5 separate regions of the Homo sapiens genome follow, and regions 1, 2, 3 and 5 are each linked to region 4. Evidence: chromatin loops called from intact Hi-C (ENCODE). Cell type or tissue: A673. All regions are shown on one strand. Each heading gives the region's core, and the rest is flanking DNA. Links, peaks and the distances in the headings are about the cores only. Region 1 has its middle 64 kb from the start of FGF13-AS1. Region 2 has its middle 200 kb from the start of FGF13-AS1. Region 3 has its middle 130 kb from the start of FGF13-AS1. Region 4 has its middle 330 kb from the start of F9. Region 5 overlaps F9 (coagulation factor IX).

Evidence for each region. Peaks named below come from ENCODE experiments on the same cell type or tissue, not always from the same donor. Only the 100,000 strongest peaks of a DNase experiment are listed, where the experiment ranks them.
Region 1: a loop joins it to region 4, with 6 times the contacts of the local background. A loop is called at or near these places in 3 of 110 quality-filtered maps.
Region 2: a loop joins it to region 4, with 3 times the contacts of the local background. A loop is called at or near these places in 3 of 110 quality-filtered maps.
Region 3: a loop joins it to region 4, with 3.0 times the contacts of the local background. A loop is called at or near these places in 5 of 110 quality-filtered maps.
Region 5: a loop joins it to region 4, with 4 times the contacts of the local background. A loop is called at or near these places in 3 of 110 quality-filtered maps.

Annotation. Positions count from the first base shown.
Region 1 is chrX:138,773,210-138,779,205 of GRCh38, forward strand. It overlaps a transcript of FGF13 not described here. Among named protein-coding and RNA genes, the nearest start is that of FGF13-AS1, 64 kb to the left of the region's middle. RefSeq lists an enhancer at 4,605-5,804. In A673, for the core only: CTCF peaks have their summits at 2,465 (motif pointing right), 2,669 and 4,222 (motif pointing right); a DNase peak (open chromatin) is centred at 2,512.
Region 2 is chrX:138,905,871-138,911,866 of GRCh38, forward strand. It overlaps a transcript of FGF13 not described here. Among named protein-coding and RNA genes, the nearest start is that of FGF13-AS1, 200 kb to the left of the region's middle. In A673, for the core only: no CTCF peak of the experiment used is centred there; a DNase peak (open chromatin) is centred at 3,311; H3K27ac peaks cover 1,743 bases.
Region 3 is chrX:138,840,555-138,846,550 of GRCh38, forward strand. It overlaps a transcript of FGF13 not described here. Among named protein-coding and RNA genes, the nearest start is that of FGF13-AS1, 130 kb to the left of the region's middle. In A673, for the core only: a CTCF peak has its summit at 2,177 (motif pointing left); no DNase peak of the experiment used is centred there; H3K27ac peaks cover 844 bases.
Region 4 is chrX:139,200,620-139,206,615 of GRCh38, forward strand. It overlaps a transcript of FGF13 not described here. Among named protein-coding and RNA genes, the nearest start is that of F9, 330 kb to the right of the region's middle. In A673, for the core only: CTCF peaks have their summits at 2,571 and 3,236; DNase peaks (open chromatin) are centred at 2,552, 3,192 and 4,472; H3K4me3 peaks cover 3,803 bases; H3K27ac peaks cover 1,769 bases.
Region 5 is chrX:139,551,718-139,557,713 of GRCh38, forward strand. All of the region lies in intron 6 of F9 (coagulation factor IX), which reads left to right. Among named protein-coding and RNA genes, the nearest start is that of F9, 24 kb to the left of the region's middle. In A673, for the core only: no CTCF peak of the experiment used is centred there; DNase peaks (open chromatin) are centred at 2,294 and 2,794; H3K27ac peaks cover 2,640 bases.

The sequences.
Region 1 (5,996 bases), core at 358-5,357, 430 kb before region 4:
TTAGTCCACCCATATGGCCTGTGACCCCACAATGTATAGTGTGCCTGGGAATCCATCCTGATGCACAGTGCTGCTCCTTCCAGTGGGGTCACTTGCAGCCCTTCCAGAAAAATGCTGATCTCACTGGGTCCTCAGAGGACAAAGGAGCAAAGGTGGACTTGACAATGGGTGAAGTTGATGAGCTTTCCAGATTTCAGTGATCAAGTCACAGGGAGTGCAAACATGTCATTATTCCCACTTGGACGTTTTTACAACATAGTAAACACTCATGACTACAGCCCATCATGATCCCACTCTGAAATACTGAATTTGGATCTCCAGACTCAAATGATGAATGTTATCCATGTTTCATAAAGTCATGCTACAATATGTTGTCAGGTGGTTAAGGCATTAAAAACAAAGTGAAATTTTAGCCGTTCTTAGTCCATAGCAGTTAATTTTACAGTTTTACTTCTTAGCTGTCAATACCTTTGCCATGGCACAAAATTAATTTATGATTAAAAAATTTATTAGAGAATAATTTTCAAGGAGGGGTGATTTTACAACTTGGGGACAAAGAGCATTCAGCATCAACCAAGTATCCACAGAATAGGCCTAAGGTACTATATGCCAGCAATGCAGCATGCCTTTGCCCTTACCTTATGTAGCTTCTGTCCAGCTATTTCAGCTGATTTTGTTAAAGCCAACCGAGAACAGGTTTTGCCTTCACAAATATACACGTGAATAGATACAAATAATCTAAGTCTTGGCTTATCTTCTCCATAACTTGATACAAGCCCCCATGAGCCATTCATTCCAATGACAACAGTCTTACTGTCCTCTGTCCTTTCATTGTCCCATGCTTTTGCCTGTAAAGCTCTTGCCTCAGGCCCAGATTTACAAAAATGATGATCTAGTAGAAAAAAGTAGGTAAGGGTATTCCTACCCATTCTTCACAGGAACTGGGAAAAATAGGAACTCAATAAATAAATTATTGGCAACGTTTTCAAAAGAAAAAACGAATAATGAAATTTAACTCAGCTTACAAAACACAACTCTAATACTTCTGCAGGAATAGAGGTGATGATGGTAATGATGATGATGATGATGACTGATGATGGTGACGAAGACAGCTAAAACTTATACACAACTTGCTATGCATGAGGAATTATTCCAAGTACTTTGGAACTCACTTAACCCTTGCTTCAATCATATGAGGTGGGCAGTATGTGATCTCACTTGATATATGAGGAAACTGAGGAATAGAAAAGCATAGCACTTTGGCCAAAGTCACCCATCTAGTAAGTAGTGAAATTAACATTCAAACTGAGAGAGTTTGGTGCCAGAGTCCTTGCTCTTACCCACCATTCCAAACCATTATGCTTTCCTAGACCTCTCATAGCACCTCCACAAAATTTGGCTTAACTCCACACTGTTGGCACTTAACAGAAATTATTAAAATAGAAGGCATGGTATCTAAGTGCCCACTTCCACACCAAATGGTAAGATTCCTAAAGGCAAGGCCCATGTATTATTTGTCCCTGTATCATCTAGGGCCTACTACAATATCCTGACCTATCATATACCCAGAATAAATTAAGTGAACTGATTTAAAATATTAGGCCAATCCATAAGAAACTGACATTGTTATAGGTCAAAATAGTTGATTGTCAGCAATTTATTTTCATTAAACTTAATAGAATATGGACAACACCCACCTGCTCCGAAGCTACCCATATTCTTCATGCTCTTTGTTTTTCTTATTTTTAAAATGTTTATTTATTTATTTGAGACAGGGTCTTGCTCTGCCACCCAGGCTGGGGTGCAGTGGTGCAATCTTGGCTCACTGCAACCTCCACCTCCAAGGTTCAAGTGATTCTTGTGCCTCAGCCTCCCAAGTAGCTGGGATTTCAGGCATGCGCCATCACGCTGGCTTATTTTTGTATTTTTTATAGAGATGGAGTTTTGCCATGTTGGCCAGGCTGGTCTTGAACTTCTGACCTCAAGTGATCCACCCTTTTTCTCCTCCCAAAGTGCTGGGATTACAGGCATGAGTCACTGTGCCCCAGCTCTTCGTGTTCTTTGAATGATTTATTAATTTGCAGCACATTGATAATCAGGAAGAGAAAAATACCATTAGAAAGTTTACTCACCTACTACTGATAAGGCCAGGACAAGAAAAAGTTCATAGTTCTTGATTTCTTAATGCAAATATTTTATTCTTCATTTTCCTTTATGGTAGGTACATAATAATGACTTGGGGTGTCTACAACACCATTTTTAAAGGTCTCCAAATCGCAATGGACAGTGCGTCAAACATTTTATCAAGGTGATGTTTAAATTAACAAAGTCTCCATCCAATTCTTATCTCGTCTCTCATTTATTCATTTAATTCTGCAAGTAATTTTCAAGCATTTCTTGCAGACCAGGACTCGGGAGATACTAAAAAAATATAACCCAGTTCTCACTGGCGACTCTTAAGTGGTAATGATATATCACTCCACAAGATGGCACTAATTCTTCTTTGTATTCCTTTCCCATCGTGATAGAAGATCCTACGATTTTTCTGCTGTCACAGAATACATAGAAGCATGACTTCTGTTTTGCAATTTATGCAGCTGACTGCCCATATTAACATATTCCAGACACTTGAGTCCATTTGGCTTTCTCAGGGACTTTCAAATGTTACTTTGGGAGAGGGTGTATATTATAGCATGGAGATATGTTGTGATGTGAGGGAGTTGAAACCTTTTCCTATTGCCGGTCTCTACCCTGGAGGAGCACTCAGACTTCAAGAAAAGGAGGGCAGAAAGCTGCATACAACATAGCAAAATGTATGCTAAGGCTGGAGAAGCTCAGTGGGCCTTGGGCACTTGCCTAAAGCTTCCCAGGGAAATAGATGCTCCAACTGCATCTTGGAGTTCCTCATATGCAGCTTCCCCATCCCTACTATTTCTACCAAGACTGATATTATGTATTTGTGCCCACTGTCACCTAGACCCTCTCTGACAAAAACATGGGATTGGCAAATTGTGACCTATGATTTTACTTCAAGAAAATATCCTAAGCCTGCAAAGAATACTTTTGAAAATCATAGTAACACTGAATGTTATATACCAGGCAGTTTGCTGCACACATTGTAGAGCTTATCTTATTTAATATCTCGTAAGAACCTTACGAGATATTTTTGCCTACATAACAAACACTTATACCATATTAAATGCATTTTCAAATATTAACTCACTTCAATTAACCATCATAACGGTCCTATGAGGATATATGCTGTTTTAATTTCCATTTTGTGGGAAACTGAGGCACACAGGGATTTAAGTGATATGCCAAAGGCCTCACAACTGGTAAGAAGTGCAACTGGGGTTCATAACCAAAAATGTAAAACATCGAGTTTGGGCTCTTATGTTGCCTCTCTGTTTCACAGGAAAGTAAGTAGATTCATCGGCTAAGAATGTCCTCAAATTCCTGCTACCAAACCTATAAACCTATCTGAATATGCATCTTCTTTCCTCTCTGTCCTTTGCTAATACTTATATCCTCATCTGTGTTCTGAGTTCTTTTCTCTAAGCACTTTTTGGGACCTCGCTCTGTTGACTCTCCTCTCCCTCTCTTTGCTTCCCATTTTAGGCCTTTAAACTACAATCAGATGTCTGGTCCAGACAAGATGGTGTAGATGTATTTCTCCCTGCTCCTCTGCCCAAAGTATTAATACAAATATGAACCCTGGGAATAATGCAAGCAACAACTAGAGGAAAACTCTGTAAGGTGGTAAAAGGCTGGCTAACTGGTTTAGGATCCCAGTATTGGATAAATAGCACAGTAGCAGGGTGTCTTATGATCCTCCCCCTATCCAACAGAACAAGGTGACACAGACCCAGCATTTCCTGATCCCTGACAGAACAGCAGATGGCAGCCCAGGTAGGCTTGCTTCTTTACTGGATCAAATGGTAATTCCTCTCACAATATCAGGTGAACCTGGGAATGGCAGCAAGGGGACATGATTGGGAGCCCTACTAATAATAAGTAGCCAGGGGAAGCACTCTCCTTCCCTGACAGCCCAGGACTCTCTTCCCTTACTGTGAAACACCAGGCAGCCAGGCAGTACTGGCAATGGGTATCCTGCCCCAACAAGCAGACCTTGTCCAAAAAGGTTTTTTGTTTCTACGGACCTGACACTCTCTCCCATTTTGAGAGACATCAGGTATCCAGGAAACAGCAACCAGGGGATTTCTACCACAAGAGGGTGCCCTGTACGTGAAGCATTTTTGTCCCAACAAAGGAGAAAAAAGGACCCAAGAATCCCTTCTTCTGCCAGAGGATGCTGGAGCAGGTGGGTGGAAATGATGGGAAAGGCCCAGCCACGACAAGTGGCCTACCAAGGAAGGTTCTTTATTTCTGTGGGCCTGGGAAAACCCTGTCTGCTCCCTCAGGCAGCACAAGCAAGGACCAGTGGGAGTTCCCAAGGCACCAGATAAACCATGCCGACCAAAATAGCACCGCGAAAGCTCTAAAAATATTAAACTGCCATTGTAGCCTCAACTCACAAAGTAGGCCAGAACCTTGACGCCAAATCTCAATGGAGTGACTTCTTGCTAAAAATACAAGATTTAGATAGGATCCATAGTCTCCCAATATATTAGCCAAAATGTCCAGGACACAAACAAAAATATCACCTGTCATACCAAGATCCAGGAAACGCAAAACATAAATGAAAAAAAAAAAGATACTCAGTTCATAATAACATTGAGATGACTTAGATGTTAGCATTACCTGATTGATAAGGATTTTAAAGCAGCTATCATAAAAATGTTTAAACAGCAATAACTTATTGAAAAGGTGGGGGTAGGAGCCAAGATGGCCGAATAGGAACAGCTCCGGTCTACAGCTCCCAGCCTGAGCGACGCAGAAGACAGGTGATTTCTGCATTTCCATCTGAGGTACCGGGTTCATCTCACTAGGGAGTGCCAGACAGTGGTATTTCTCAAAAGAAAACATACAAATGGCACAGATATATGAAAAGGTGCTTAACATAATTATCAGAGAAATGCTAATCAACACTATAATGAGATATTACCACATCCCAGTTAAAATGGCTTACATCCAAAGTGGAGACAAGATGGCCGAATAGGAACAGCTCCGGTCTACAGCTCCCAGCATGAGGGAGGCAGAAGACAGGTGATTTCTGCACTTCCATCTGAGGTACCGGGTTCATCTCACTAGGGAGTGCCAGAAAGTGGGTGCAGGACAGTGGGTGCAGCACACCGTGCGCGAGCCGAAGCAGGGCGAGGTATTGCCTCCCTCAGGAAGCTCAAGGGGTCAGGGAGTTCCCTTTCCTAGTCAAAGAAAGGGGTGACAGACCGCACCTGGAAAATCGGGTCTCTCCCACGCTAACACTGCGCTTTTCCGACAGGCTTAAAAAACGGCACACCGGGAGAATATATCCCGCACCTGGCTCGGAGGGTGCTAGGCCCACGGAGTCTCGCTGATTGCTAGCACAACACTCTGAGATCAAACAGCAAGGCGGCAGCCAGGCTGGGGGAGGGGCGCCCGCCATTGCCCAGGCTTGATTAGGTAAACAAAGCAGCCCGGAAGCTCGAACTGGGTGGAGCCCACCACAGCTCAAGGAGGCCTGCCTGCCTCTGTAGGCTCCACCTCTGGGGGCAGGGCACAGACAAACAAAAAGACAGCAGTAACCTCTGCAGACTTAAATGTCCCTGTCTGACAGCTTTGAAGAGAGTAGTGGTTCTTCCAGCACGAGCTGGAGATCTGAGAACAGGCAGACTGCCTCCTCAAGTGGGTCCCTGACTCCTGACCCCAGAGCAGCCTAACTGGGAGGCACCCCCAGCAGGGGCACACTGACACCTCACACTGCAGGGTACTCCAACAGACCTGCAGCTGAGGTTCCTGTCTGTTAGAAGGAAAACTAACAAACAGAAAGGACATCCACACCAAAAACCCATCTGTACATCACCATCATCAAAGACCAAAAGTAGATAAAACCACAA
Region 2 (5,996 bases), core at 542-5,541, 290 kb before region 4:
ACAGCTAAGCCAAAAAATGTTCAATGGGTTCTTTTTGTCACAGAACAATGAGGCATATCCTGCTCTTCTGGTTGGAGTTTATAATGACAAGTCCATGGATGCTATAGGTTAAGCAGATGGAAATGAAACATCCATCTCATATGGTCATTTTATCGAAAGAGTTTTACAGGGCCAGGTAAGAATCATGGAAGGAAATTCCAAAAAACCAATGCAAAATACTATTAAGTGAATGCTCAGTCTGATATGTCTGGAATCATTGTCCCCAGGCTGATGATCAAACCCTGGCTGTATTATTTATTCATGCTGTGACCCAAAGGCCACGGAGGCAAGTCACTTAACCCCCAAGTCTAATTTTCCTTAAATGTAAAATGAAAATAAGGACAGTATGTACCATGCAGAGTTACTGTGAGGATTAAGTGAGTTAATGTGCAGCATGCAATAATTATTAATTGCTCTTGTCATTTTTATTGGCATACTCATTGTCTATTGGATACTAAGTTTATTCATTCACATGTTCATTCATTAATTCATTCAACATATATTTCCTGAGCACCTATCATGTGCTGGGCATAGTTCTAGGCCGTGGGGACATAGCAGTGAACAAAGGCAAGCCTCTGTCTTTTTGAGCCCTACATTCCAGTGGCTGAGACAGAAAATAGAAAAATTAATAAACAGATAAAAAGCAATGTCAGGTAGCGATACGTACAGGAAAGAACAATAATGCAGGCTAAAAGAAGCGTCATCGGCAAGCGTTACTTTTAATAGAATGCCAAGGAAAACCTCACTGAGTGTAACATTTGAGCAGAGATCTGAGGTTTCAATACTCCTGGTGACTAGGCCACCTATTTTTTTTCTAATTAAATCAATCAGGCTATTGGTATAGCATGCACCCTCAGCCTTCAGTTCTGTGACATGGAGTCCTATATCTCCTTTCCCCAGCGTTCATGTTTTAGTTGCCCAGGGATGTGCGATTACACTGACAGCATTGCACTGAGGCAGGCACAAAAGTCTGTCTCATTTGTAGCCCAGCTAAAAAATCTTGAATGTTAAAATTTGGCAGATCATTATTCCACCTGCTGATCCCAAAAGAGTAAGCTACTACTTTTTCCCCCTCTTCTAAAAATAGATAGCTGCTTCACTAACGTGCTGTGTAACAAAGAGGCTGCCTGGCTCTCCATCCCATTTATTTCCTATTATTCAAGTTGGCTAGGACGGTAGAGTTAGCTCCTGCCTCCCCAAGGAATTGTGGCCAGCCAGCAAGACACAGAGAATGTAGATTCCCTGTTAGGAAAAGCTTGGAGGGATCATCTTAGCTCAGCTTAACTAAGGGAATGCGGACAAGGAGGCAGGGGTTCTCCTACTCTCTCCCCAGTGCAGCAATGGTTTAGCAAAACCTTCACTAAGACAGAATATACTGCAAGGCCATTCTGACCTATCTCAATTGCCCTTAGTCACATCTCTGCTAGCTCCCCCTCCCCTCTCCCTAACAGATCAGAATCAGACTGATAACAAGATTGTGGGTTGGGAAGAGAACAGGGAGTTAAAGTTCAGGCTGCAGCTGGAGTTCTAGTAATTCAGCCTTGGGAGAGAGAACTGAAGCTGAGTCAAAATGCCTAGGGCCTAGGCATTGCACTCCTGACATTAACAGGACTGTAGGAAGCATCCCATGTGGCCTTTTCATTTTCTGCTTCATTTCTGAGCTGGGATGAGCACAGGCAGACAGCCCTTGTTTCAGATAGAGGTCATGCCACTGAGCATGCTCCTTGAGGGCAGGGATGTGGCTGTGCTTTTTGAGACACCTCTGTCTAGCATCATGCTTGGCTCTCTGATCTAGGCCATTTTGGTGATCTATTTATTCATGATTTCATTATTACACCTGTTTTCTTAATGAGCCATATACACATGGGGTTTCACTGGCAGCTTTACTTGGTTTTGAGAATTTAAAACCTAACTCTTGGTTACTAAATATCAAATAAGAATGCTGATTAGAAAGGCAGCCTGATATGCTAAGAGAAAGCACTGAGCGTGAAGTCAGAAGACCTGAGTTTTAATGTTTCTGAACAGGTGAAAGAAAATGAACACACAGAGAAGACAGAAAGAGAGGTATTTGCTATTTGGTGCATCAAATACACCAAAATGTTAATGATGTATATGTCTGTAGAGTAGGATTATTGGTGATCTTTTTCTTCTTAATCATTTTCTTTTTTTTTTTTTTTTTGAGACGGAGACTCGTTCTTTCACCCAGGTTGGACTGCAGTGGCGCTATCTCGGCTCACTGCAAGCTCTGCCTCCAAGGTTCATGCCATTCTCCTGCCTCAGCCTCCCGAGTAACTGGGACAACAGGCACCCGCCACTGCGCCCGGCTAAATTTTTTTTTTTTTGTATTTTTAGTAGAAACGGGGTTTCACCGTGTTAGCCAGGATGGTCTCGATCTCCTGACCTCATGATCCGCCCACCTTGGCTCCCAAAGTGCTGGGATTACAGGCGTGAGCCACCGTGCCTGGCCATCATTTTCTTTTTTTTTTTTTTCAATTTTATCTAATGAGCATGTAAAATCAGAATATTGACATTATACAAGAGATCAAGTTAGAATCTCATTTTTGTCATCTATTACTTCTGTCACTTTGAAGCCAGGTACAGTCCCTTTTGAGGGTCCTTAGTTTTCCCATCTGTAAAAGGAGAGGCAGGGATAAGGAAGATCCTTCAGTTCTAACATTCTGTGCTGCTAATGAAGTTTTTAAAAATTATATTAGTTAAAAAAACACACAATTTAAAGAGCTGAGACATTACTACTTCTTCAAGTCACCATTACCAGAGTTGCCATGTGCTGCGGGCGCTAATCCTTTCAGCAGGGTTCTGACTGCCAGTCTGAGAGCTCACAGGTATTGCTATTATTCTGAATTCATTTGTGAGTCACAGTCAGCCTGATACTGGATGTTGAAATGTCTTTGTTGCCAAAGGGTGGGATTAACAACAAACTATTCCTAACATCTGCCTTCAGCTGAAGCAATGTCTTTATTTCAAATTCTGCCTTAGAGTGTCCATCAGACATACACAGAACATAGTACATCAATTATCTCCTTGAATCACACTATGAAATGGAAACAAGTATTATTATCCCCATTTTATGAATGCTGAAACTGAGGCTCAGAGAAACACAGCAATGTACCAGAATTTGAACCTAAGGCTGCTTAGACATGCTAAATGTGCATAGCTAGGTTTGCTGGGGGTTACTGAGCTTCTAGTTGTCTTTATGTGGTTTTCCTCTGTGACTTAGGGACAGGAAATCTTATAGCCAAAAGGATTTTGCTATTGTGCTGTTTTCCTGTTTCCCGGGGATGGAGATAATGATCAGCACTACAAAAGCCTCTACCATTGCTCTCACCCGGAGTGGGAGACTTGAGGGTAGATGTAGAAGCCGACAGAGTACCCAAATGGAGCAGGTGGTAATTATGCCACGATCTCGGCTCCTTCCATGTGAGAATGTCCCAAAACCCAGAGAGAGGTAAATGTGGCAGCAGACCCAATGGAAAGCTCCTGGATGTGAGACTAAATGACACACCCATGGAGCCTTCTCAATTTGGTTTTATGGTCTCAGTTCAATTAGACCTGAAGTAGAGCCCATTCATGCTTTAAGATTAAGAGAGGTAACATTGGCTTCTGATTGGCATGGCCACCCTATGGAAGGGTATTGTTTCCCAACTTTGTGCTAGCATGACATTTTTATCACAAGGGCCAATAGCAGGGCTAATGCATGCAGGCACAGTGAGTGTGGTCAAAGAGCAGCGGGATTACTAATTAGTGTGTACAACTCTGCAACTTACAGTTAGGTGATGTTGGACAAATCCTGTAAGTTCTTTAAACTCCATTTCTGCATCCATAAAAGGGAGATAATAAATCCATTTCACAGCATGTTTATGAGGATTAAACTAGGACATTTTTCCAAAGTGAGAGAAAAACATTATCTGAATATGTTAGCAGGCATTTGGTGGGTATATATGTGAATTGGCATGCACATGAGCAGGAGTGTGCCATAATCTAATGAGTCTGGGAAACACAGGAGCAAAAAAAAATTAAGTTAGTGTATCATAGCTCTTATATCACAAACTTCCCATTCCATCATGGAGTCCAGAGGCTGCTCAAAAGCCCCAGAGACAGTTCAAAGAAAAGCCAGAGAGTCAGGATGGCCTGAAGAAGTTAATCTAGCCCACCAGCTTGTTTAGAGTATAAAGAGACAAGATCAAGCTATGTACCACAGGTCTTCCTGCATTTGGCTAAAGGACATAAGGACATCATGTTAGGAGTCTTCAAGGTTAAGGAGTCCACCTCAAGCTCAAGAAATACTCACACTGGCCCCAGACTGGTGCCCAATACCCTCCGTCATGATCAGGTTGGTCATTTTTGATCACAAAGAGCAACCCATAAGATTGGCAAGATGTGCCATATGAAAAGACCAAGTTACAAGAAGACATTAGTTTAGCCTAGAGGTGACATTGGTACCTTGGTACTGTTGTGGTCAAATTCCCAAGCAGATAGGGCAAAACCAGCAAGATTAGAAAGTTCAAAGTAGAGGCCAAAGCATAGGAAGATGGCAGCATCAACTTAAAGAAGTCCCAAATGAATCTAATGTCAACAAAGGAAGCCACTGCAAGTTCTGAAAGGCTGGTCTTTCTGCTAGATCAGAAATATTTAAGGGAACATTCCAATCTTGGCTAGAGCCAAGCAAAAAGCTGAGATTTGAAGGAGACAGAGTATGCTATAAAACAGCAAGAGAAATATACTTTGGCTCTATGGAAACCCAGGTGAGCATCTACCATCCCTCCTTGAAACATGGTCTCTACACACAGGACCCAGGTAATTAATTTATTGAAAATTTATAATATACCAACTGTATCAGCTACATGACAGACATTATATTTAATGATTAAATAATGTGCCTAGGAAAACATTAATAGCAAGAACCAGGATTGAAATCCAGGCTGATCTGATTTCCAAAGCCCAGGCTTTTTCATTTATACTGTGAGGTAAGCAGGTTGTTTGGCTTTCCTAAACCTATTGGCCTCTATGTCAGTATCCCAGTGCAGGATACTTACCAGTGTCCTACAATTTGGTCCCATGCCTATTCATTCACTCCCACAGCTCAAAGGCCCCAGCACTAAGGATTTTTTTCAAGCAAAGGAGGTGCTGGGATGCTGGGATAACTAACATATCCTCAGGTGACTAAATAGTAAAATGAACCCCAACTTATGTCAATAAAGGAGCAATTATCTCATTTCCAGGGAAATCTGAAAGTCTTGCAGTAGATTTTGAAGACAATTTCATACATACTTTGCCTGAGCGCACCTCCAGGCCATTGTTCCAGCTTTTTTCTGTAGTGAGAATGCCTGTGTCTGGTCAAATCCTGTGTGTTTTTCAAAGTCTATCTCATCATGTCCTTTGCAGGGACATGGATGGAGCTGGAGGCCATCATCCCTAGCAAACTAATGCAGGAACAGAAAACTAAATACCACATGTTCTCACTTATAAGTGGGAGCTAAACGATGAGGACACATGGACACACAGAGGGGGGCAACACACACTGGGGCCTACCAGAGAGTGGTGGGGGGAGGCAGGGAGAAGATTAGGAAAAATAATTAATGGATACTAGGCTTAATACCTGAGTGATGAAATAATACGTACAACAAACTCCCACAACACAAGTTTACCTATATAACAAACCTGCACATGTACCCCTGAAATTAAAATAAAAGTTAAAAAAAAACAGTCTATCTCAAATCTAATTTCCCACTTGGAAGTATTTGCTCGTTCTCCCAACATGCAAGGGCCTTCACTGCTCTGAATCTCCATGGCAAATATTTTATCTTGTATCACAGGCAGCTAATAATTTACCTTTACCCAAAACTTTGCAACCATCTGTAAACTTGTCAAAGTGGAGACTGCATATTCCTCACATCTATATGTTCCGAAACACCCAGAATAACACCCTGTCTCAGAAG
Region 3 (5,996 bases), core at 285-5,284, 360 kb before region 4:
AAGGGAAAGTGAAAACAGATGTGGTTCCTTTCAGAATAAAGCCTCCCCATACCTGACTCTCATTGTGTTATCTGGAAGGGAAGGAAGGAAATATAGGTAGAAGATGAATGCCAGGGAAGCCCCAAGACAGGGGCTGGTGAATTGAGGAGTGATGTTAAAATTGATATCTACCATTTTGAATCAGGATATAAAGGTACGAAGTCCAGTGGCCAGGGTGGTGGTCTACCAACCAAGCATTTTCTCTTGCTTCCAGTTTCTGACTTTCTGCCTATGGTGAGGGGATTTTCTTTGCTCCAAATTATTCTTCCACAAAATAACACAAAGCAAGGGGTTCTTTGCATTAGGTTCATGAAAGCATTAGGTCCCTGAAGTCAAGATTTGAGGCACTAAAAGGAAGAGTTAACAGGTCACAGAGTTAACAGGAAAAGTATGCTTACCTCCTAATCCATATGGCAGGTCTTGAGAGTCTCCCTTTTGGAAGAAACAGAGTGTGGCTTGGAAAGAGAATATAGTTTTGTACTTCGATCTCCCCATTTTCTAATGGTGAGATGTTGGGTAAGTTACTTAGCTAATTCGATCATATTACCTAATTTTCAAAAGGAAGACAGGCAAGTACTTACAAAATGTTACTTTTCCTTCTCCCTGTGCCCATACCAGGTCATGCCTAGGCTTTAATCTTCTCAAAGTCCAGAATTAAGATCACGAGTTTCAGCAAAAATGTGAAAAAGGAGAAGCCCACGGCCATCATTATATGGCCAGGAAACCTCCCCTCAAGCTCAACCAACGCAGCAAAAACTTGAAACAATTATGAAGTCAGACTTCAACCATATCTATTAGTTGAATTTCCATTTTAACTATGCATAAAGTTGTCAGGAAACATAATAACAAATTGAGTCTTATTTTAAACTATCTTGAGATATACAAAATAAGAGAATTCAGTACCTATCCAATCCTTTTTAAAAATTTTTTTTATTTATATATATATAAGGATATGGAGACTCAAGGAAGGAACGGACCTTATCCAAAGTAACATGAGTCACTGAGGACACTTTACTACGATAAAGGAACAAAATCAAAGCTAAGAAACAGGAACCAGATAAACCACAATTGCTTTTGAAAAAATAAATCAAAATACATTAAATTAGCTAAGAGGTAAACTTAATTCTATTCTTTGATAGTCTTTTGGAGTATTAATTTCTCTGAATTTTAATGAGTTTAGTTACTGCATGTCCCCCAAAATATTATGTGAAAATTCCAAAATTCCTTCTTTCCTGATCTCATAGACTTGCTGACAGTGTAAAGGAACCAGGATGAGGTAAGGAAAAAGTGATGCTTCATTTTGGCAGTTATTTTAAAGATTAAATACTGAGTGAAGCAACTAGCCCAGTGCCTGGCACCATTATAGGTACCCAATGTTAGTCGAGTCTGAATAGTTAGCTTGAATGTTCTAAGTTTTTCAATGTTGAACTAGATATGAAAACATGAAAAATAAAATCTTGAGGAATACCTTCACCTCTGCTCATCATCAGCCCTGCTGAAGAAAGGCTAGACTGAGCAGAAGCCTTCTAAAAGGACAGCAATGAAAAGATTTTTCTGAATGAGCTTATATTTGAGCCTGAGCCCATGATATAACTGACTTACATTCCTTTTCATATACAGAGTTTTCATGTCAAGCTCCTAAAAGGCAGGGACTCTGTCATATTTCTCCAGATCTCCTATAGTAGACACAGGGAACAAACCAAGTTGTAACTCATTCAATGACAGTGGAATTTAACCCGAAGCAGCCTCAGTTTTCTTATACCAAATCACTGCATTGAGCTCTACTGGAGAGCCTTATATAATATAAATATATTTATATTTGTATAAATAGCTGAGATAAGTTAAAGGTTTGAGAAGGGCAGGGGAAGGATCAGGAAGAGTAAGGCGGAGTTTGAATTAAGTTGAAACTACTACCTTAGTAACCCAAGGATGGAGAACCTTGGTTATGATGAAACAGAAGTATTTTGACTGGCTCTCAAAGAAGCAGAGTAATTTTCAGAATATATGTGTTTTGTTTGTATAGGTATTACACAGCCCAGTGGTTCTTAACAAGGTGATTTTGCTCCTTATGGGATATTTGGCAATATTTGGACATATTTTGAGTTGTCACAACTAGGATGGGGTGCTACTGGCATCTAGTGGGTAGAGTCAAGGGATGCTGCTCAATATCCTTCAATATATAGGACAGCCCTTGACAACAGAATTATCTAGCCCCAAATGTCAACAGCACCAAAGTTGAGAAATCCTGCTCTAGCTCAACACAGAGCCTGGCACTACTGACTGAAGGAAAAATAAATATCTCAACTAATTTTTACAGCTGAAAAGAATCACTAACAGATTTGCTCACTGGGTTTTAGGTCTCACTTGTGCTTCTCATGATAATTTGGTGTAATTTTTAAGCCAATGTTATTCATTATCAAGTATGAGAATGTGTTGCTTGATTTGTTAAAACCTTCTATGTAGAAAAAAAATAGGTAACATTCCATAAATGTAATAAATACTAAAGCTCTGGAGCACTGTAGGGGCACAGGTTGGCTTCTGATTTTCCCAGTGTCCACTCCCTGCTCCTCCAACCAGCAGTGATTTTACTAAACAAGAGAGAAGATAAAGTTCAGTTCGCATGTTAAATGTAACCTTCTTCCATCTACCTACAGAGATATTTCTCCTTCTTCTTCAAAGTCCTTTCTCTAGGTTACCACATAGGTGAGAAAAGGATGACAGGATATCAAAGGGGTTCACAAGCTCCCTGGTTAGCTCACATGTTCCACTATTGAGATTCCAACCTATAATCAAAGCACAAGATCCTGTCTCAGCACAGATTTAATTTAAACAAATTCAGGGAGAAAAGTAGTATTGGATATGCTAAGGAAAAAATGGAATGCTGCTAGAGGTAGGTCCATGAATGCAGTATTTTCTTTCTACATTTTTTTTATTTCAATAGATGTTTTGGGAATGCAGTATTTTCTGTCATGACATTCTCCTGTCTTAGGAAAAAGGGCAGTCAGCAAAAAGTGTCTAAAAGCTCTAGTCTCTCATGTTAGTTTAGAAATGGGTAGTATCCTAATACAGTCTGAATTAAGGGACAATCCAAGTGCAAGGGAAAAAAACCTTCAAATACATAGGACAGACCTTCAAAAAGAATTTTTTTCCCAAACACTCTACCTTACACTATGAAAAATGAATTCATTTAATTTCTTATTTTTTTAATCCCAAAAACACATAGCCTATTTCCTCCCTTGAGGCTACTAAGGAAGTAGCATTTGACCTTGGTGAGTGGGACACTCTGTACAGAAAACTTTCATCATATTTTGCATAGGAAGTTATCATTTCCTTAGGATCAACATTCACAAATCCTAGATAAAAACTTAGCCTAATTACATAGACTCTATATCATATTGTTAACAGTTCTTCACCACAAAACTGTGTATTTGTTCTTTTTAAACACTACTTCTTTCATTCAGCAAGAAACGTTCACTGCTAGACAAGGAATCAATTTCTAGCAAAAGTGCACGTTTGTAAAGTTGGCAGAAAACTTGCTTTATTGGAAACACATGTAATGTCATCTTGATTGTATCATATTAATGTGGCTTCAAAGTTTGTCAGTTTTAAAATACCAAACTCAAGGGGTGATTTAATTTTAATTCTCAGTGATCCAATATTTTTAGATTACAGAAAAAATTACCGAGCAAGCTTAACTACATTCAAAAGGATAAACAACAAAAGAATAAATTGGTCTTGCCAAAGCCTTAAACTTTACAGGCATTATAGAGAAGAAAAATCGATGACATCTTTACAAAGACCTACTCTTTCCTTAGCAGTTAGACAACATCTAATTCCTCATCACTCTATCTATCAAGGGTCAGTTTAACTATTTCAGTGATTTATGCCATTTATTCCCAAGAGCGTGAGAGGCAGAGACATCTGTTCTACATTGAAAGGAACTGGATTACAAAGCCTAGATGCTAAAAGGGATATATGAAAGGATTGTATTAAATTAGCAACGATTTACCGCATTCAGCTCTACTGATCCATTCCTCCTTCCTGAAGCCGAGTCCTTCCTTGGCTTCCTTAGACCTCATTCTTTTGGTTTTCCTTCTTTTTCTTCTGGAGTCCTTTCTTCTCTATAACATCTTACAATGTTTCTATGCCCCAGGCCTTGCTTCTCTAGTCTCTCTCCCTATGTGTCTCATCTGCTTTCATGGTTTTAATACTGGCCAGAGGCTAACAATACTGAATGTGTGTTACCAGCATAGAACTCATTCCTGAGCAATTGAAATGCAAGGCCATATAGTGCCTGACACACAGAAAAGTTGCTCAGTAAATGTTCAATGAAAAAAATTAATAAATGAATATTAAAATAGATAAATAAGACTTGAAAAACACATGGAGAGCTGAGGTGTCCTGTACAAACTCATCATAGAACAGTCAATGCCACCCTGCCTTACCAGCTGACCACAAATATATTGTTGAGCCCAGGAAGGATAAGCAATGCCCAGCTTAGATCAGCAGAACCACAGAGCCAACCTATAGCCCAAGAGAAATAAAATATATTTAGCGGGTTTAAGCCACTATGTATTAGAGTGTTTTTGAATGCAACACAATCTTGATAATCAAGTAGTTCTAAGTCTGCTTTCCTGCTAGTCTTTAATTCCTCCTTGAGGGCAGAGATGTAATCTGTCTTATCATGCTGTGCCTACCCACCATAATGCCTGGCTTGTGCAAGACACTCAATAAACACCTATTAACAAATATATCAATTCTGCTAATGGTGATGAGAAGCACTCAGTCATTTGCCACCTGGAATTAGAGCAAATGGCCGTTGAACACAGAATATCAAAATGTGTTAGATAAATAAGTTATTTGTAATAATAAATATTCATTGAGCACTTACTGTTGACAGACACTGTGCTATGCTTATGGTATCCATTTAATAAAGCTCTATTAAGTAGGGATGCAATGGAGGTTGTATATTTAAATGGAGTCCTGACTGGGAAGGGAGAGAGACCACTTTTAAGCACCAGTAGCCATTCACAAAGAAAAAGCGGCACTAGAGGAAAAGGTTCCTAAACTATGCTGATTTGCTTTGGGGATTTTTTTTCTCCCTCACTAAATATTCTGGGTACATTTAACCAATTATCCACTAAGTGAACAGCTTACCATGTATGCCAATTAGAGATTTACTGAATTAGTTCATGAATCTTCTAACATGGATTCTAAATGCTATCTTCTCAGAGAAAAATCAAGTAAGTACAGAGGGGAAATGGCTGAAGAAGGAACATAAGAGAAAAGTTACTTGCTGGCAGCTTCTATAATCCCCACTTTTTGAAATGCCCTTTGTTCCTTCCTTGTTGCTTAAAAAGAACCCGATTTTGTTCACAGCCTGAGGCAGTTTGCTAGACAAATGTCCTCGCTGTATGAATGGCTTGCTTGAGCCCATATTATCCCATAGAGGGCTGTGATTAATCTGGGCTTTGTTGGGCTGGATGTATCGTAGAAAGGACTCCAGTAGAGGAACCATGTGAGCTGTACTATTCTGCTTTTAAGTGTTTTTTCCCCCAAATAAACTATTTTAAATAGTAATATGTGTCCATTTGTGTGTGTGTGTGTGTGTGTGTGTGTGTGTGTGTGTATTCAAACCCTCTTTGAATGGCAACTAGCGACCACAAAGGGGCATGTTTCCCTTGTCCCAGTGTTTTGTGCTTTTGGAAGGGACAGAATCAACTGTGCCATTATGAGAGCAATGGCAGGTCTCTGGTGGAGCTCAACTGAGACAGCTCCTGCCCCATTGAAGTCCTCTGTGAAGGTTTTACACCCAATTCAGGGCAAGTCACCTGTGCTCATGCACGGAAAGAGAGAGAAGAAGCAAATAATTTCAATATGGATGTGTCATTTCCTCGAGTCTCCCTGTATTTGTGGACAGACTATCGTAAAAAGGATGCCACCTCTCTCAGTGCTGG
Region 4 (5,996 bases), core at 604-5,603:
TGCCTGGATATGGTGGCTGTTAAGCTAAGCACAAAGGAAAGGGTTGTTGAAAAGAACACACCCAACTCCAAACATGTAGCCACAAACCTAAAGACAGTTTTGAAAGCGAGAATTAGCTAGCATTTTTACTTAATCCAAAAAAGATTTGGTTTTATCTATAGCAGCCTACAAGATTTCCGATGCCACAGGAAAACTGTTGCAACAAACCAGAAACAGCCTTAACTGAGTGCTTTTCCAACAGAAGACTGCTGAAAAGATCTTATGTGACAAGGTAGAGAAGAGTGAGTCAAAGCTAAGAGAATATCTGCTTGAACAAACAAATATTATGCTTTCTTCTTCCCTGAAATGGAAACAGATCCTCCGGTCCAAGAGCCGCGTGACTCAAACTATATACACATCTGCCAATTTTAAAGTTTATACAAAGCATAAATAAATACACAAAAGGCGACTGGCTGCACAAGAGGCCTTTTTAATAGTTTCAAACAGAATCAAGGTCCCCGCCCCCTTTCCAAACAGAACAGCCTATCTTGTCTGGCTACATTTTTGAAAAGGTTATGAAAAAGATCAGTGTCCATCACTGGTCTTAACCTCAGTGAGTTGAAGAAAATGTCATTTAAAAAGACAATCAGCAATTTATGTACTCTTAAGGCCATATTTCATTCAGCAGCACAAAATAATTTACTGGAAACCTACTACCTGTGCTTTAAAAGCTCTGGAAACACTGTACTCTATAATAATTGATGTAGTTATGATACACTGTGGGTATGAGCCCTAACTGATGGGGGTGGGAGGCTGAATTTAAATGAGCAGTAGACTCTGAAAACAGATTATGAAATTCATTCAAACTGTTACTAAATTATTTGATTTCATCCAATCATCTGTCACACCATTGTTCAAAATTAAATGTGTGTATATTCAAGGTATCTATGAAATGCTTGATCCTATATCTTGCTATGTTACAAAGAATATGCCAATTAGTTTTTCAGCTTAAAAAAATTAAAGATGACCTATATATAGGAAATTTGTAAGTAAGGAAAACTCTTCAGAAATATGGTCAACATATATAAACTCTATTGATTAAAAGATAAGTAGACCTTGTACCTTTCATCTCTAATATAAAAAGTAGTCTTTAAAATTTGGTCACATAAGACTTTTCATATACTTGAAAGAAGAAAATACTAATGGCTACTACACACTTAATATTTTGAAAATGCTCTAAATTCAACAACGAACAGAAAGGCTGAAATGGCAATCTTGCTCTTAGCAGCCAAAAGCTTCCCATCTTCTCGGGGAAGTAAACTCCCTTCTTAAAAGTTGCCTTGTAAAATTAATTTATTCTAATTACAGCCATAATTTCAAGTGCTAATTACTCAATTCCTACAGAGGTATGTGGTTTCAAATGTGGTGAGTCAACACAAGAAAATGTTATGACACATGCCTAGTACAAATTTGTATTATTGAATTACAGAAACCTGTCCTGTTTCCAGATGCGTTAATCCATTCTGGACAACTGCAAATTATAAACAGAACAGAAACTCATTTTCTGTGAATGAATTTGGTTTCAGGGTCTCCCAACGGTAGCCTGAAATAAACCTGAAGTAACCACCTGATGGAAATCAGGAACCAAAGTTCCAGAAACAAACGAGAAATACTCCCAGATTCAACAGGGGAATGACGTGCCTAGATCAATCTGGTGCTACATTCTTTAATTACATTTACTTCTCTGGGCCCTCAGTGGAAAACAAAACGATTTAATGACCCTGAAGTCATTTTCCTTTATCATATAAATGCCTGTTTGAGACTCAACAATTAGGGGAGCTCTGGAAACCTACAGCTGTCGTTCTACTTTCCAAAGTTACTCTTTCACTTGGGATTGAATGCTAGCCTTGAGCCAGACCGGGGGCAACAATGACCCGTATGACAACGGATCTAACCCCTCCACAAACTTCCGGAACCTTCAGTCACCCTTTCGCCTATTTGGGGGAGAAATGGCTCCACTTAGAAACAAGGATAAAGGCCTTGAGCTGAAGACTTTGACAACTTTCCGCGGGGGAGGGCTGGTGCTGCCCTAGAATCTCCCGGGAAAGAAAGCTCTGAGAGATGGGGAGAGGCGAGAAGGAGGAGAGGAGAACAAGGAATAGAGAAAGGAGTGGGAGTGAAGGGGGCCTGAGGGCTCAGGAAGGAACTGGGGCCCCCATGAACAAAAGCTGGGACTCCCTGCGCTGCAACCTCACTTCTGCAGTGGGGACTCGGCGTGGGTCGCTGCGGTCCAGTGTGCTTGGGGCCCTCAGGGCTAGTCCAGCCCACTCCAGCGTCTGCTCCGTGGCCATTCGGACACTTGCACCTAAGGCACCTGCTGTTCCCCACTGCTCTTCCATATTCCCTCTCTGTGCCTCTCCGCACCCCGGTCTCCAAGGCTGCTGTCTCCAGTTTACATTCTGGAGCTAATCCCGGTCCTGAGAAAGGCAACGGCTAGAACCGGCAAAGGGTGGGGGGGCGTCCCCTGCCTTTGCCTTAGTTCTCCCCAGCCTGAGCACCGCTTTGCTGCGCCTCCCCAACCCGCCGATGGGAGGCCCTGGGCAGAGGCGCGCACTCCAGGGGGACCAGTGGTCGGGTGCCCCGGGCGCGGTGGCTGAACCCCAGCAAACAGAGGAAGAGGACTGCCCCCTCCCGCGGAGGCCCACTCACGCTGGGCACTAGTGACAAGGGGACATCAGCCTTTGTTCTCCTGGGGCTTGGCGAGGCTGCGCTGCCAAAGCGCAGCGCGGGCGGCGCCAGGGCACCAGGGTTGCTCACCTTTGCACGCGGCGTGTCGAAGGGTGCAAACTCCTGCCTTCCCGGAGGGTTGGGGTGGATAAGGAGTTTAGGATTAGGAGGTGTCGGGTGGCGGGGGGGGGGAAGGAGGTGGTGGGAAAGGAGGGGGGAGGGGTTCTGCGTCTCGACCAGGCTCTTTGTTTGCATTGGGGGCGGGGAGAGGGGGCTGAAGGTGGGTTCAAGCTTGGGTTCTGACAGCAGGGCAGATTCCTGAGTATGTCACCATGTTGCACGCGCGCAGCACACATATGCACACTCGCGCACACGCACACACATGCACTCATACAGACAGGCGGCCGGCTGTCAGCAGACAGCGCGGTTCCCGGCGCTCCAGGCTGCAGCAGCTTCGTCTGCCCGCAGCGCCACCACCGTGCGTCCAGAGGGGAAGTGGAGGAGGCTGGAGGCACTCGAGGGTCGACAATTCCGCGAGGAAGGAGGGAAAGTGGTGCAAACCTAGATCCACCCCCTAGCGACCTCTGCCCCCCCTTTTCTCCCGGGGTCGCAGAGGTCATGGGCAGCTTAGGCTCCGGGAAGGAGGCAAGGAGCCGCCGGAGGGCGGCGCGCACGCGAGGGGGCGAGGGAAACGAAGGAAAGGAAAGCAGGCGGACTCGGCGGGCGGGCTTACCCTTAGAAGCATCTTTCTCCTCTTTGGGCTTGGTCACCTTTCCACTCATAGATCCCAGCTTGCTTGACAAGGTTCGCTCAGAAGACGGAAGTCCTCGCCGAGCGGGTCGGACTTGGGAGAGTGCTTAGGGCGGCAAGTCTCGACCACGAGCTCCCCTCGGTGTGGTTCGGGGCGGAATCCGCTTTTCCCCACCGCTGCCGCCGCCGCCGCTGCCTACGAGAGAGTGGGGAGGAAAGGAAAGGGGTGAAGGAGGAGCCGCCGTCGCCGCCGCCGCCGCCGCGATCCCGAGCGGCCGGCCGCGGGAGGAGCCGCTCGCCGCGCTCAAGAAGTGAAGAGACAAAGCGGCGCGGCGCTTCCTCCGCGCCCCGCGCCCTCAGCTTCTGCCCGCCTGCGGAGAGCCACGCTCGCAACCCCCGGGGCGGCCGAGAGGAGCGGCCGGGACTCCCCGGCTTCACTGCCGGCCTCCCTGGGCTCCGCGCGGGCCGCTCGCTGGGAGTTGCCTGGGTGGGCTGCCCGCGCACTGGCAGGCTGCTTTCCCCCGCCTCTCCCAATCCGCTGCGGGCCGCCAACTCGATCAAAATAAAACCCCGAGGAAGGCTTTTTAAAAAATCAAAACAAAGATAAAAATATTCACTTAAAAATAACAAGCCTCCCTGAAAGGGAAATGTTTGAACATGTGATGAGCAACGTGTGAGCCTGTTACACCGCAGAGTCGCGCAGCTTCTCGCCCGCGGGGAATGGGGAGGAGAGGGTCGCCTCTTTTCTTTCTTTCTATTTAATCCATTTCCAGGTTCCTATTATTTTGCCAAAAAGGGGGCCGGAGTTGCTCGCCGGCGGAGGAGTGGGAGACGATGGCCCTTACCTGCTCTCTTTCTCTCTCTCCCTACACCCACACCCCCTCGGAGCTCGCCCGCTCCCTCGCTCGCGCTCTCCTTCCAAAGAACTCTCCGGTCCTAGAGAGCCACGAATCAACACCGCGGCGCATTCTATATAAACGGCAAGGTGTGGGCACGCGGAGGGTGGGGGCTGGCGAAGGCGGGGCCTCACAAAGCCGCCTGCCCGCTGTAGTAAAAGGAGAGCTCGGCAGGGGCGCGCCGACGTCAGCCGCCGGTTGGCAAAACCCCGGCGAGCCCCGCGTAGTGCGGGCGAGCGTGTCTGCTGGGCGTACCCTGGCCCCTCCGGGGCAGGGAGGGCCCGCGGGTGCCACTGTAGCGGGCTCCCACCGTTGGCCAAGGAGATGGAAGGCCGGCGCTCCCCCCACCCCGGCCCCTGTAACTCCTCTACTCCTAGCGCCTGCTTTCCCAGGCCCGTGCTGGTCGCCACCTACACTTTGGGGACTCCCCTGTTGGCAACTGCTCGCACCGAGCAGTGGAATCTCAGTCCGGGAGTCGACGACTTTTCGCTTCTGGCTAGCTGCTCAAGTTGAGACAGTCCGGCTCTCAGTGGGGAGAGAAGGGCTCTCTGGGATCTGGGTGTCAGTAGGTCAGAGAGTGAAACTGACCGCGGCGGCTGCCACCTCCCACCCCCACCCCCACACGCAGGCCCCTCCTCCTAGGGCTGGTCGCTCTTGTTGGTAAACTGGAAGCAAAGAGTGCCCACCGCCCAGGATGGCCAATCCCAGGCAAACGGGTGAGGTGGGACTGGGGGCGAGTGCTGAAGAGGAATAAGTAGGATTGAAACGTTGCCTGAGGAATACTTGTGACAAAACCCAGAGAAGGTCCCTGAAGATTAGAACTAGAAGGAAAACTGCTCAAGAATTGTTCTACAGAGGGCAGATGAGGAAGGAAAGAGAGAGAGAGAGAGAGAGAGAAAGAGAGAGAGAGAAAGAGAGAAAGAAAGAAAGAAAGGAAGAGAGAGAGAGAAAGAAAGAAAGAAAGAAAGAAAGAAAGAAAGAAAGAAAGAAAGAAAGAAAAGAGAGAAGGAGGGAGGGAGGGAAAGAAGAGAGAAAGAAAGAAAGAAAAAGAAAGAAAGAAAGAAAGAAAGAAAGAGAAATAAAGAAAAAGAAAGAGAAAGAAGGAAAAGAAAAAGGGAGAGAAAAGGAAGGAAGGGAGGGAGGGAAGGGAAGGGAAGGGAAGGGAAGGGAAGAAAATGAACGAACTAGGGAAGGAGGGTGAGATAGTAGTCAGGAAATAGCCCCTGGGGCGTCCTGGAAAACCTTTTCTGCGATGGCCTTTTTTTTGTGCATGCGAGTCCCTGGTAGCCTCGCGCTCTGTTGAGGGACTGGGGTGGTGACTAGCAGGACTTGGTCCTCAGAACAGTCCATTAATCAGACCTTAGGCTTCATCCTGGCCATGAAGGCGCGGTAGCGACTCCCATGCAGAAAATTCGTTTTCCCTCGTCCTACTCAGCTCCACCCCCTTCTTAATTCGGTTTTGTTAATGGCATTAAACCAGGCGAAGAAATCATATAGATGGATTAGTCTTACTGCATCCCAGGCGGTAACTCAATTACAAGAGCCTGCTGTGGCTTTCAAGACCAGGAGTGTGGGCTGCCCCTGCTCCCAGTCCAGGTCTAAAGGTCGGCAACCCTCTAAACTCAATTTGCAGCCTCCATCCTC
Region 5 (5,996 bases), core at 398-5,397, 350 kb after region 4:
TGAGAGAGAGTCTTGATCTACCACTATAGTTCTCGTGGTAGCATCAGAATCACCTGGGAACGTAGAAATGCAAATTCTCCTGCTCTACACTAGACCTACCAAATCAGAATATCTAGGGGGTGGGGCCCAGCAGTCTGTGCGCAAACAAGCACTGCAGGTGATTTTGATGCACATTATAGTTTGAAAACTAGGCCAGGTGCAGTGGCTCATGCCAATAATCCCAGCACTTTGGGAGACTGAGACGGGAGGATTGCTTAAACCCAGGAGTTTGAGACCAGCCTGGGCAACACGGCGAAACCCCACCTCTAATTAAAAAAAATACAAAAATTAGCTAGGTGTGATGGCTCCCACCTGTGCTCCCAGCTATTCAGGAGGCTGAGGTGGGAGAATCACCTGAGCCTGGAAAGTCGAGGCTGCAGTGAATTGTGATCACACCACTGCACTTCAGCCTGAGTGACAGAGTAAGACCCTATCTCAAAAAACAGAAAAAGAAAAACACTGGCCCAAAGGAAATGAACTTGTTACAGAAGCCGGGGTTCAAAACACCAAATAATGCACTTGTACCTAGTCCTTCCCGGGTGCTCTGCAGACATTTCTCCAAGCGTAGTCTGCAAACAACCTACATATGTAGAATTACCTATGCACATTTTTCATTTAACAACCAAGAGCTACATTTGTAGCAAAATCTGGGTTGTAACTTAGCCTACAGCTGAAGCCTAAGAGATTCCGTCTGTGAGAAGAAATAACCCACCTCTTTGGCCCCCCTCCCCAGGCAGGAAGCCAGGATGGTCCTTATATAAAGTTGTGCTGTCCAATAGGTAACCACTAGCCACATATGGCTATTTAAATTTAAATTAACTACAATTAAGAGAAATTAAAAATTCAATTCCTCAATTGCACCTGCCAAATTTTAAGCACATAACAACCACATGTGGCTAGTAACTACTGTATTGGAGAGTGCAAGCGGAGATAGAACACTCTATTACTGCAGAAATTTCTATTGGATAGCACTTATAATAGTTTAGTGTAACTTAAAACTCCCTAGTTGCCACAGTCATGATTTAGTAGTAATTTCATGGATTTCTCTACTGAGGTTAGAATCTCTGCCATTAGAGACTGATAAATTTAAAGTTTGCAATTATCAAACTGGTGACAATTTAAGCCAGAATCAGGTAAATGTCCTCAGTTTTAACAGCATTGGAATTTTCTGGGACTAGCTGTGTATCTATCCAGGATTCTTGAGAATGCCTGCCATTTTTCAACATAATGGATGTAAGGTATTACACATATACCTGGGGATGGGGTGGTAGGTATAATTGCACAAGCATTGTGGAGAATGGTATCAAAGAGTGGCAGAACATCACAATCAAGGTTTTCCCTTTCTTTTACCTTTGCTTTTTAAAAAGACAATATTTGCTGGACCTGATCTTATAACTCATAAATGGGACACTGTATGTTCCTTTTTACCTCCTCTGTTTCTACTTAATTGCACCCTATGAGGACTGCTTCCCTTACCTACCATAACCCCTTCCTTCACTCATCCATATCTTTACTCTTCTTCACAACTCTGTAATATTGACCTTCTTTATGAACCTTTCCTGGAACAATCCCTCTTAAGTGCAAGCACTGTTATTATGCCTTCAATGTATTTAATATCCATGTATCTATTCTCTCTAATTTTGTCATTTTGTGTTCTCATGTATTTTCATTCATTATGTGTCCAACTTCCATGGATAACATGGTTACAACAAAAGATCCTACTTTATGACAATTATCTTCCTTGGGTTTGTGGGACATAGAACAGTGCTCAGAGTAGGGGATCCAAGAACCCAGGAGAATATATTAGCTAAGAAGATAACTTCCGTTTTTAAAAGTCCAAGATTCAGGAGATCAAAACCATCCTGGCTAACATAGTGAAACCCCGTCTCTTCCAAAAATACAAAAAATTAGCCCGGCGTGGTGGCAGGCGCCTATAGTCCCAGCTACACGGGAGGCTGAGGCAGGAGAATGGCGTGAACCGGGGAGGCGGAGCTGGCAGTGAGCCGAGATCCCGCCACTGCACTCCAGCCTGGGCGACAGAGCGAGACTCCGTCTCAAAAAAAAAAAAAAAAAAAAAGTCCAAGATTAAAAAAAAAAAAAAAAAAGGATGTCTGCTTTGTGAGTTTAGCATTGTCTCCTTGTCATTCCAGAAATGAAATGGCAAATACATTTAAATCAGAACTAAAAAGGGGAACAGGGTATAAAGGCTCAATTTAGTCACATCATTTCCGTTTCTCACCCACCCCCTTTAAACCAGATGTTTGCCAATGCATTAACAATGCAGATGTTTCCTGAAAGAAAGTTTAGTAACTCAAGCAGACACCTTATTTTCTTTTCAAGCAGAAAAGACTATGAGATGGTGGTTGTGGTTGTTCCGGGAGGGAGAAGATATAAATGATACACATTATTTCAAATCATTTCATGACCTCACTGCACACTTATAGTTATTGTACCTGTTGTCTTTTTGCTGTCAAGCCTAGCTAAGATCATTTGGAATGTTCAAGATCACTCATACATGCATGTGCACACATACACATGCACATATGTTCACTCCCTATTTCATCCACATGAACTAAGATTACTGATGTGTACAGATTCAAAGCACTTTTATTCTTTTCCAAAGGCAAGAAGCTGAGCTACTTTCCAGAATAGTTGTGAAAGACCCTGTCATACTTCTGCATTGTTTCCTCCACACCACCTCCATCCAGTTCCTTATGAATGGTTACTGGTTTTCAAAAATATGAGATAAATTGAGTGTATAAAAGTCATTTTTAGACAAAATGAAACAGGAAATGAAAGAAACCAGAATCTCTCCTCATTTGTGGATGGGCCAGCTCCACCATGTCATGGTTAATCTGCAGGGAGGAAATACTAGATTTGATTGCAGATCAGACTGCAGCAAACCTGCTGTGACTAAGGCATCAAGAGAAAGCAAGCAACAGCTGGGGCTTCAGTGGTGAAAACATTATATATCTAGCTTTGAAATATGAAATACTGTTTAGCAGTGTCACCTAGAAAAGAGTGTTTCAAAATGCTGATGCTTCATAAGAACCTTTCTCTTCAGAGTTGTTTCTTTTATCTTTCAAATTAGCCAGGGTGGGAAATAAAGTGATCACTTGGTGAAGAAATCTCACAAAGAAGAACATAGAGAGTTCACTTTCATCTGGAGTAATGAACAGATTGAACAAACTAGAAATGGTTAGTCTGTTAAAGAAAAGGTGTAGGTGAGCTGTTTGCAAGAGCCACAAGGGAAAGGGGAAGACAACTTCTTTGTGGACTTAAGGGTGAAAGTTGCAAGCAGGCAAGACGATTCTGACCTCCATTAAGAAAGCCCTTTCCAACCAACAACCACTGGGTTGGTTACGCAGGTTGGGCAGCATTGGGAGCAAATGTTGATTGAACAAATGTTTGTCGGAATTGTTGACTTAAAGAGCTGTTCTGTCACTGGGGACAGCAGCGGCTAGATAGCCCCATTCAGGGAGAGGGCATTTGTTCACCTGGCCAGAGATCAGAGCAGGCTAAGGGACTGCTGGGATCCTGTCCAGCTTTGAGACCCTACAGAGCCATGTTCACCTAGCACGTATCCCGTCTGCGGTCACGCTCATTTCTTACCTTATTCCAGGGCTTTCACCTCAGCTTGCCAGGCTGGAGCCAAGGGCCAACGCAGCCGCGCCTTGTTCGCGATGGTAGCTTCCCAGGAGCCCCCTATGGTTCCGGAACGGCGCTGCCGGCCCCATCCTGTTTGCTACCTCCTAAAGCCAAAGGCACTGGCGGGCCGGGCCAGCTTCTAAAGTCGCGCAAGGTTAGAAGGTTCCGGACAGGAACGGCGTGAGGCCAATGGAAGGAGGTACTTCAGTTTCCCTCCAGATGCCCAGCGATGGGCTCAGAGCTCCTTGAGAACTCGGGAAAGGAAGCAGGGTCTCTGAAGAAATACTTCAGGAGTAGAAAGAGGAAGCTAGAGGGTTAAATGCACTACACAGGAACAGAAATGAGTTTTTCTTAGAGTTAGTATATGTCTAGAGGTGTAGTAAACTAAAACAAGTCTTGAATTGCATACCGCCACGTAGGGAAGAAATGAAAACCTTTGAATATTAGTGAAAAAAGGGAAACTGCAACGCCTGTATTACTAGATAGCTTTCATCAACAGCTCAAAACCGACAGATTTAAAGAAGCAACACCGCATTTTGGCTTTCTAAAGCTTTAATTTGGTTTGGATCCCATGCCCATGACCCTGCCAGCTGACAATTCTAAGCATGCGCAAACTGGCCCCAAAAATTCCTCCCACATTTCCGAAGAACTATTTGGCCCTTTATGTGAAGTACCTGGTTTTTCCATTTTCTGTTTTACCATAGGCCTCAGTTCGGTGTGTGGCGTATTTATTCTACATTTAACAATTTGAAGATCATTCTATTAGATTAAAAAAAAAGAATACAATGGAAGCCAAGTGATTAAGCTTTCCTTATGCTTATATTAAGTTGTAGCATATGCATTTACCGATAGTTAACCGTATTAACCTACAGAAAATGTCCAGGGAAATGGTCTATTTCTTATTCTATTTTTGACCTAAAGAAAATCTTTAAAATGTCTTAGCATTTTCCCCAGTCTCCATCCACTTTCCTCAGCTTTGGCCTGAAGCTATCTTTAAAGGTACCCTGTACAGCTCTTGCCCTGTACAGCTAGCTACAGAGATTCAATCCTTTCTGTTCGATTAGGACACATCTCAGTGGCAGATAACATGCAAAGTTATTATATGTATGAACCAGAACTTGTTTTTCCTTAGGGGCCAGGATGTTACACTAAGGTCTTAAGACTATAGTAATATCTTCACTTGAAAAAGCCCTCTATTATTCCTATCTCAGATGATAAAAATTCAATTAAGAGAAATAAGAACGTGACATGTGTAATCGCACCTGGCTCTACAAAGCTAGTCTGGACAGACATTTAAACAATTATCCTCTAAGATTATTTGATGAAATGCATTTCAATGACTAGTTAACCATTAAAAACCAAAGTGAGCATCCCATCTGTTCCCAGTCAAATGACCTAGAGCAAAGGACTAGGCAAACCACATCTGTGGGCATAGCAAGCTGTACATCACAAACAAATGAATTTGCTTTGTATATGAGTGAGAGCAAACACTCTTTATTGTACAACTTGGGTGGGTAAGTAGGGAGAATAATGGTTTTACTGAAATCGCAGGTAACGGTTACGTTGGAGTTAAAGGTTAGGAAGAAAACCAAAGGGTAAGAGCTGTTGTTCTGGGCTGGCATTGTCAATGAAGAGCATAAATTCAGATGTGAATGTATATTTTGTAGAAGCATGTGTGTTGTTGGTTTTTGTGTATGTGTGAGTCTGAAAGAGGGAAAACAGGCTCCCATTAGACTATGACTAACAAAAATGTTTGACAGATTATAACTCAGATGTCTTACTCAGAGCATATGCCTTCCCATTTTCCCCATTATTCCCCAACATGATGTCTTTAAGAACTTGTCCTTGACCGAGCAGACATCTCATACCCCAAATAGCTAATATTTTGATAGCTATGATCCTGAACGGCCAAACATTCCAAAACCAAGTAGTTTGTAATATCTTTAAATGCAAATATATTTTAGGCCTTTTCCTTGGCAAGGATGTTTGGTCAGGGGTTGGCAAAAATAATGCTCTTCAGACTTAAAAGAACACAACCATATTTCTTAGCCATCCACCAGAAAGTAGTAGAAGCTCCAGGAAGCAAGTCTTTGTCAGGAGTCAGACTAGCTACATCATAATCTCTCTGCCCAGGGGCTGTGGATGTCATCCATCCTGGCCTAACTAGCCTACTGAGCTGAGAGATGTCCAATTTCCCCCCAATACACTAACCAGAGGAGAAGGACCGTGATATCATTGCATGTGAATTCTTAATTCCAATTGCTTAAACAAATATGTTCAGTTGTAACTATCAATACCAGTATATAACA